Linked DNA regions of Homo sapiens: region 1 is linked to region 2. The links are chromatin contacts, found by Hi-C or POLR2A ChIA-PET in ENCODE. All regions are on one chromosome and are shown on one strand. Each heading gives the region's core, a stretch centred on a gene start or an enhancer-like site at or near the end of the contact. The rest is flanking DNA. Distances are from core to core; before and after follow the strand shown. Region 1 has its middle 34 kb from the start of MED13. Region 2 has its middle 16 kb from the start of MMD.

Region 1 (3,288 bases), core at 417-2,916, 6.7 Mb before region 2:
TGGGACAGGGTATCTCTCAAGCTGGGTTTCTTTAGCCCAGCAAATGGTCTATGTCTGGCAAGCATGAAATCAAAACCAGGAAATCAGATAAAAGGGTGGGCAAGAAAGGGAAAGTCTTGCCAGAGAGGGTACCTCTGAGTCTAACATTTCTAGACTACAGGAACAGGACAATAAGAGATCAAAGTCCATTCACTCACTCAGTCATTCAGTCAGTCATTCGACAAGTCCATCCCTGCCTGGGTCACAAGCAATGTGCTAGACATTACAGGGGAGGACTGTAAATAAGAACAAGAAATAATGTCTGCTCTTGAAGAAACTCATAGATTAGAACACAAGAGAGACACAAAAATATTACAATATAATATGGTAAGTTAGAAGATGGTGGGGGCTTCACAGGGCTCAGTAGAGCAGGCTGGGTCAGCATCCAACCCGCACAGTGGGTGTTTAAGAAATAATCCAGGGTGCAGCTTCTTAAGGAGGTAGCAGAAGTCGTGGTGGCACAGTGAAGCTCTAAGAGATGTTCTGGGGCAAAGAAAGGGGATGAGGCAAAGAAAGTCAGAAATTCAAATTCAGCCGGGCTCATGCCTGTAATCCCAATACTTTGGGAAGCCAAGGTGGGAAGGTTGCTTGAAGCCAGGAGATCCAGACCAGCCTGGACAACACAGTGAGACTCCCATCTCTACAAAATTTTTTAAAAAAATTAGTCATGTGTGGTGGTGCCCCTGTATATCCAGCTACTCAGGAGTGTGAGGTGGGAGGATTGCTTGAGCTCAGGAGTTCAAGGCTGCACTGAGCTATGATTGCATCACTGCACTCCAGCCTGGGCAACAGGGCAAGACTCTGTCCCCCCACCCACCCACACCCACACACACACAAAGGAAAGAAACTCTAATTCAATGGATGAAGACGAATTAGGGAGCAGACAGATATTTGGAATAGAATAGGGGCTAGACAGACACGACAAATGTCACCATGTGCTTGTAGGTCCTCCTGTACCTACCATTCTAGATACCACCTTCCTGATACCACCACTTGGAACCCACAGACCATTCTAATCCCCATATTTCTCTGTACTTCTGTTTCTCTCTACTTCCCCAGACATTCCATTAATATTTGTGTCCTATGGAACCCCTGTCTGTTGGTGAATTCTCCTACTTCCTTAACTTCTTCACAGAACTATCTAAAGTGGACACCTTTTTGGAGTGTCTTCCCAGCTCATCAAGACCATCATAGCATCTTCTCACCCATAATGATAGGCCTGTGGCTACCATCTTGTGCAACTGTCCAAGATACCCAACTCCCTCAACCCGTCACTCACTACTGGCCACAGATAGCTGGAGCTGATTTCTGTTATGTGCAACCAGACACCTTGCAAACTCCCTCACCTTCTAGTCTGAACTGAAACCTGGCTTTCCCCTGAGGTTACCACTTCCCCTGTACTTCTTTCGAGTAGAAGCTATTTATTCTTTCATGCCCCCAATACAGGGAGGCATTAGCAACAACATTCTTCCAGTTCCCTAAGACCCTTCTAACAATTTCTTCCCTATGAAAAACCTCTGCCCCAATGAAGTCCATGACATCCAACTTGTCATCTTCTCTCCTTTCATCTCTGTCATCCATCAGCCATATTTCTTAAATACCTGTCTCACTTCTTCTTCCTGGGCGGAAGGGAGATTTTGCTGACTTTGTAGGCCACCCACTCAATGACCCAGCTTCTTAGTTTCCTGACCTTTCATACTCAGCGTCTTCACTTCCAGTTCTCTTCAGTGGACTCCTATGGCCACACCCTGTACTTTGTCACTACCAGAACAGTTCCACCCTGCAAATCTTAAACTCTTTATCACTGTAACTATTCATCCAGCGCTCTCCCCTGACACCATCTGATGGGTTGAGGCCTCTACAAATTTTCTTTTCTTTTTTGAGACAGACTTTTACTCTTTTACCCATGCTGGGGTGCAGTGGCATGATCATGGCTCACTGTAGCCTCAAACTCATGGACTCAAGCATCCTTCTGCCTCAGCTTCCCAAGTAGCTGGGATTACAGGGGCACACCACCATGCATAGCTAATTAAATTTTTTTCTTTTTTCTTTTTATAGAGACAGAGTCTTGTCATGTTGTCCAGGCTGGTCTCAAACTCCTGGGATCAAGCAATCCTTTCCCCTTGGCTTCCCAAAGTGCTGAGACTACAGGCCTGAGCAATGTGCCTGGCCGCCTCTACAGATTTTTAGCTGTGTTCTCAGCCTATTGAATAGGCATTTTTCCTATCAGCATTTCCTTCCCTTTCATCCCCTAGCCGTCATTGCAAACTTTCAGTACCCTTCCCAAGCTCCTCACAATCAAGTGAAACTCTGTGCTGTTGTTCTCTTCATCTAATAATTTAATTATTAATATTATTCAGCAAACATTTATTACACATCCACTAGGTGCTGGGTACCATGGGTACAATAACACAGCTTTGCCAGTGAGGAGCTCACAGTTTAGGAAGGAGGCAGCTGTGATAAGACCTGGAGTTGGGGCCGGGAGGTAGAATGGGACATTTCATGAAGAAAAAAACAACATGAGCAAAACTCTGAGACAGAATTGAGTGTGGCTTGAGGGATTGAAACAAAAAGACCTGTATGGTTGGAAACAGAATGCTAGATAGTGGAACAAGGTGAGGCTGAGTGAGGGGAGAGACAGAAGATCTGCAGTTTTGGAGGTATGTTTTGCTGTAATAAAGATCTGCATTTTGATTTTTTTTTTTTTTTGAGATGGAGTCCCATTCTGTTGTCCAGGCTGGAGTGCAGTGGTGCAATCATGGCTCACCGCAGCCTCGAACTCCTAGGCTCAAGCAATCCTCCCACCTCAGCCTCCTGAGTAGCTGGGACTACAGGTGCACACCACCACACCTGGTTAATTCTTTAATTTTTTGTAGAGATGGGGTCTTGCTATACTGCCCAAACTTCCCTCAAGTGATCTTTCTGCCTTGGCCTCCCAAAGTGCTGGGATTATAGGCATGAGCCACCGCACCTGGCCACAGGATCCACTTTTGAAACAATCACTGGTAAGGGATGTGAAGTATGAGGGATTTTTAGAGCAGCGAAACTATCCTGTATGATACTGCAATGGTGGATACATGTCATACATTTATTATACAACAGGAGACTAAACCATAATGTAAGCTTTGGTTCATAATAACAGTCTTCGGTTAATAATAAGTATCAATATTGGTTTATCAGTTGTAAGAAATGTACCACACTAATTCAAGATGCTAATAATAGGGGGAACTGTGAGTGGCATAGAAAGTG
Region 2 (3,267 bases), core at 350-2,849:
AGAATCACCGGAAGAGCTTTAAAAATGGCAATGCCTGGTTTTCACTCCTTCCCTGCCACACTCCATTATGATTTCTCTTTTTTTTTTTTTTTTTTTGAGACGCAGTCTTGCTCTGTCACCCAGGCTGGAGTGCAGTGGCGCGATCTCAGCTTACTGCAAGCTCCGCCTCCCGGGTTCATGCCATTCTCCTGCCTCAGCCTCCCAAGTAGCTGGGACTACAGGCACCCACCACCATGCCTGGCTAATTTTTTGAAATTTTAATAGAGACGGGTTTTCACTGTGTTAGCCAGGATCGTCTTGAACTCCTACCTCATGATCCGCCCACCTCAGCCTCCCAAAGTGCTGGGATTACAGGCATGAGCCACCACACCCAGCCCATTATGATTTCTTTATTTTGTGGTGTGGCCTGAGCATCAGGATTTTTTTTTATTATTATACCTTAAGTTCTAGGGTACATGTGCACAATGTACAGGTTTGTTACATAGGTATACACGTGCCATGTTGGTTTGCTGCACCCATCGACTCATCATTTACATTAGGTATTTCTCCTAACGCTATCCTTCCCCCAGCCCCCCACCCCCCGACAGGCCCTGATGTGTGATGTTCCCCGCCCTGTGTCCAAGTGTTCTCATTGTTCAATTTCCACCTATAAGTGAGAACATGTGCTGTTTGATTTTCTGTCCTTGCGATAGTTTGCTGAGAATGATGATTTCCAGCTTCATCCATGTCCCTGCAAAGGACATGAACTCATTCTTTTTCATGACTGCATAGTATTCCATGGTGTACATGTGCCACACTTTCTTAATCCAGCCTATCATCGATGGACATTTGAGTTGGTTCCAAGTCTTTGCTATTGTGAATAGTGCCACAATAAACATACATGTGCATGTGTCTTTGTAGTAGCATGATTTATAATCCTTTGGGTATATACCCAGTAATGGGATGGCTGGGTCAAATGGTATTTCTGGTTCTAGATCCTTGAGGAGTCGCCACACTGTCTTCCACAATGGTTGAACTAATTTACACTCCCACCAACAGTGTAAAGCATTCCTATTTCTCCACATCCTCTCCAGCATCTGTTGTTTCCTGACTTTTTAATGATCGCCATTCTAACTGGCATGAGATCTTATCTCATTGTGGTTTTGATTTGCATTTCTCTGGAGCATCAGGATTTTTGAAAGCTCCCTAGGTAATCCTGATATGCAAGTGAAATTAAGAATATAGCCCAGCATGTGAATGAAAGATTTAAGGGTTTCTTTGATAAGACTTAAATTCACTGCTCAGATTTATAAAATGGAACACTTGCTCAGAATGAAGTTATCCTTTGAGGAAAGGAAATGGCACTTGGGTAGAAAGTAAGCAGGTCTCTGAATTAGCCAAACAGGATTAGATTTAAAGCCCAAGTGGATGAATAAGCTGTATAGAAGGGAGCAGCCCCTTCCTCTGAGATTGAGGCAAGAAAAGCAACACAAGATTTTGTTAGGGGCTAGAAGCTGGGGCATTCATGTCAACTGTTTTGTAGAGGAAGAGATATTCAGCCAAGCAAACACTTTCTGAGCACTTAGCATGTCCCAGGGGAGGTCACCTGCTGAGCATGGGAAATGAAAGTGGAGTCAAAGACTTGAAGAGAATTGTGAAAATTTAGAACAGTTTCTGTGAACACTAGGGGAAGATGCAGAGCAGGAGACAAATGGATTTCCCAGTGCTGTTGTCGGCCAGCTGCAGTTAGAAACATTTTTCTGCTGAATAAAAGGAAGAATTTGCTGACAGTAAAAACTGTCCTGAGTTGCCACGGGCTTCCCTCGGAAATGGGGAACTTCCAGTGGCTGGATCTCAACCATAGGTTAGATCAGCACTTTTCATCCGGAAAACCTATGTACCAATAATAGCTGAGTGGGGTGTTACTAGTAATTTTGGCTAATAATGATACCGAACTATGCAAATTCTTAACTTTTAAAATGCACTCTAGAATACAATCAAGGCTGAGCCTGTAATAGCATCCCTCTTAATTACTTGCATTATTGATTCACTTTGAGCAGAAAATAAAAGGTGTGGTGCAAGCTTAGCTGCCAGGAATTGTACAGAACCCACAAACTATCTGATCTCATCAGCAGAGGTAATGTATTTCATATGTGAATGTTATCCATTGAGTGTGGGGGAATGGAAAAATGGGCTGAGAACTGTTGAGACAGATGTCAATGTGGTATTGGGAGATCTAAGAATTGAATGGAGATCTAAGAGTTGAATGTGGAATGGGGATGTTGACTTGAACAGTTAAAGTCCTTCCAACTCTGATATTCTGTGATTCTAGGAAAACACCTGTGTGTCTGGATCTTCTTTAGGCTTGAAACTAAAAGCTTCACACAAGAAGGGAATGAATCACTACATAAATTATTCAGCGCTTGAAGGCCCTCAGAGAATTACTCTCTGTTCTTTGATTGAGGCAGGGATTTTCTCCTAGATCCTTAGTCTGAATAAAGGCTGAGTTTTGGATCTCTCAGGTCCAGAAAAAATGCTATAGATAATTAGGCCGTCATTATCTAGGCCTCCTCCATCTTGAATCATTATGACTATAAAATCATTACCTTGTGCATAGCTTGCAATACATTCTTTTCCCTACTTACAGTCCAGAATTGCTGGTTGAGATAGATAAGGTGTTGTTGCAAAGGGATTTCATAACTAGTGGGAAACAGTATGACATAACAGTATGCCTGGGGCCAGATACCAGTTTTACTATGTTCCAGGTGGTTACCTTAACCAGGTTACTTTCTGCTCAGTGCCAGCCTCATCACTGGTAAAATGAGAATAATAATGTATCAGAGGGTTACCGTGAAGACATAATACACATCGAGTGCTTAGAATAGCACCTGGCAGGTATAAGGTAGGTAAGTATTCCAGCCACCTTACTTACATAATTGCTACCTTCCAGGAGCTGGAAGAAAGATACACTTAGATGGACATACTTTTTCAGCCCATGCAGCCAACAAAATAAGAACATAAAACCAAAACAAAATTAAACAGTGGGTATTTTATTACCTCCTTTTTTTTTTTTTTTTTTTTGAGAGAGAGTCTCGCTCTGTTGCCCAGGCTGGAGTGCAGTGGCGCAATCTCGGCTCACTGCAAGCTCCACCTCCCTGGTTCATGCCATTCTCCTGCCTCAGCCTCCTGAGTAGCTGGGACTACGGGTGCCCGCCACCATGCCCGGGTAATTTTTTTTGTATTTTTAGTAGAGATGGGGTTTCACTGTGTTAGCCAGGATGGTCTCGA

The links. A loop is a pair of places that touch in the nucleus more often than their neighbours do. ChIA-PET counts read pairs that join two places held with the same protein, here RNA polymerase II (POLR2A). Pooled maps may share reads with other maps.
Region 1: a pooled map shows a loop between it and region 2 (2.6-fold over the local background). The contact joins two enhancer-like sites. A Hi-C loop is called at or near these places in 1 of 50 pooled maps. POLR2A ChIA-PET finds 5 or more read pairs at or near these places in 2 of 52 experiments (B cell and common myeloid progenitor, CD34-positive).

The regions. Positions count from the first base shown.
Region 1 is chr17:62,097,174-62,100,461 of GRCh38, reverse strand. No RefSeq gene overlaps it. Among named protein-coding and RNA genes, the nearest start is that of MED13, 34 kb to the right of the region's middle. Within about 2 kb of position 1,666, at least 2 of the 41 ENCODE cell types and tissues checked have a DNase peak (open chromatin) inside an H3K27ac peak, as active enhancers do; they include B cell, where a contact is called at or near this core.
Region 2 is chr17:55,435,848-55,439,114 of GRCh38, reverse strand. No RefSeq gene overlaps it. Among named protein-coding and RNA genes, the nearest start is that of MMD, 16 kb to the right of the region's middle. Within about 2 kb of position 1,599, at least 6 of the 41 ENCODE cell types and tissues checked have a DNase peak (open chromatin) inside an H3K27ac peak, as active enhancers do; they include B cell, where a contact is called at or near this core.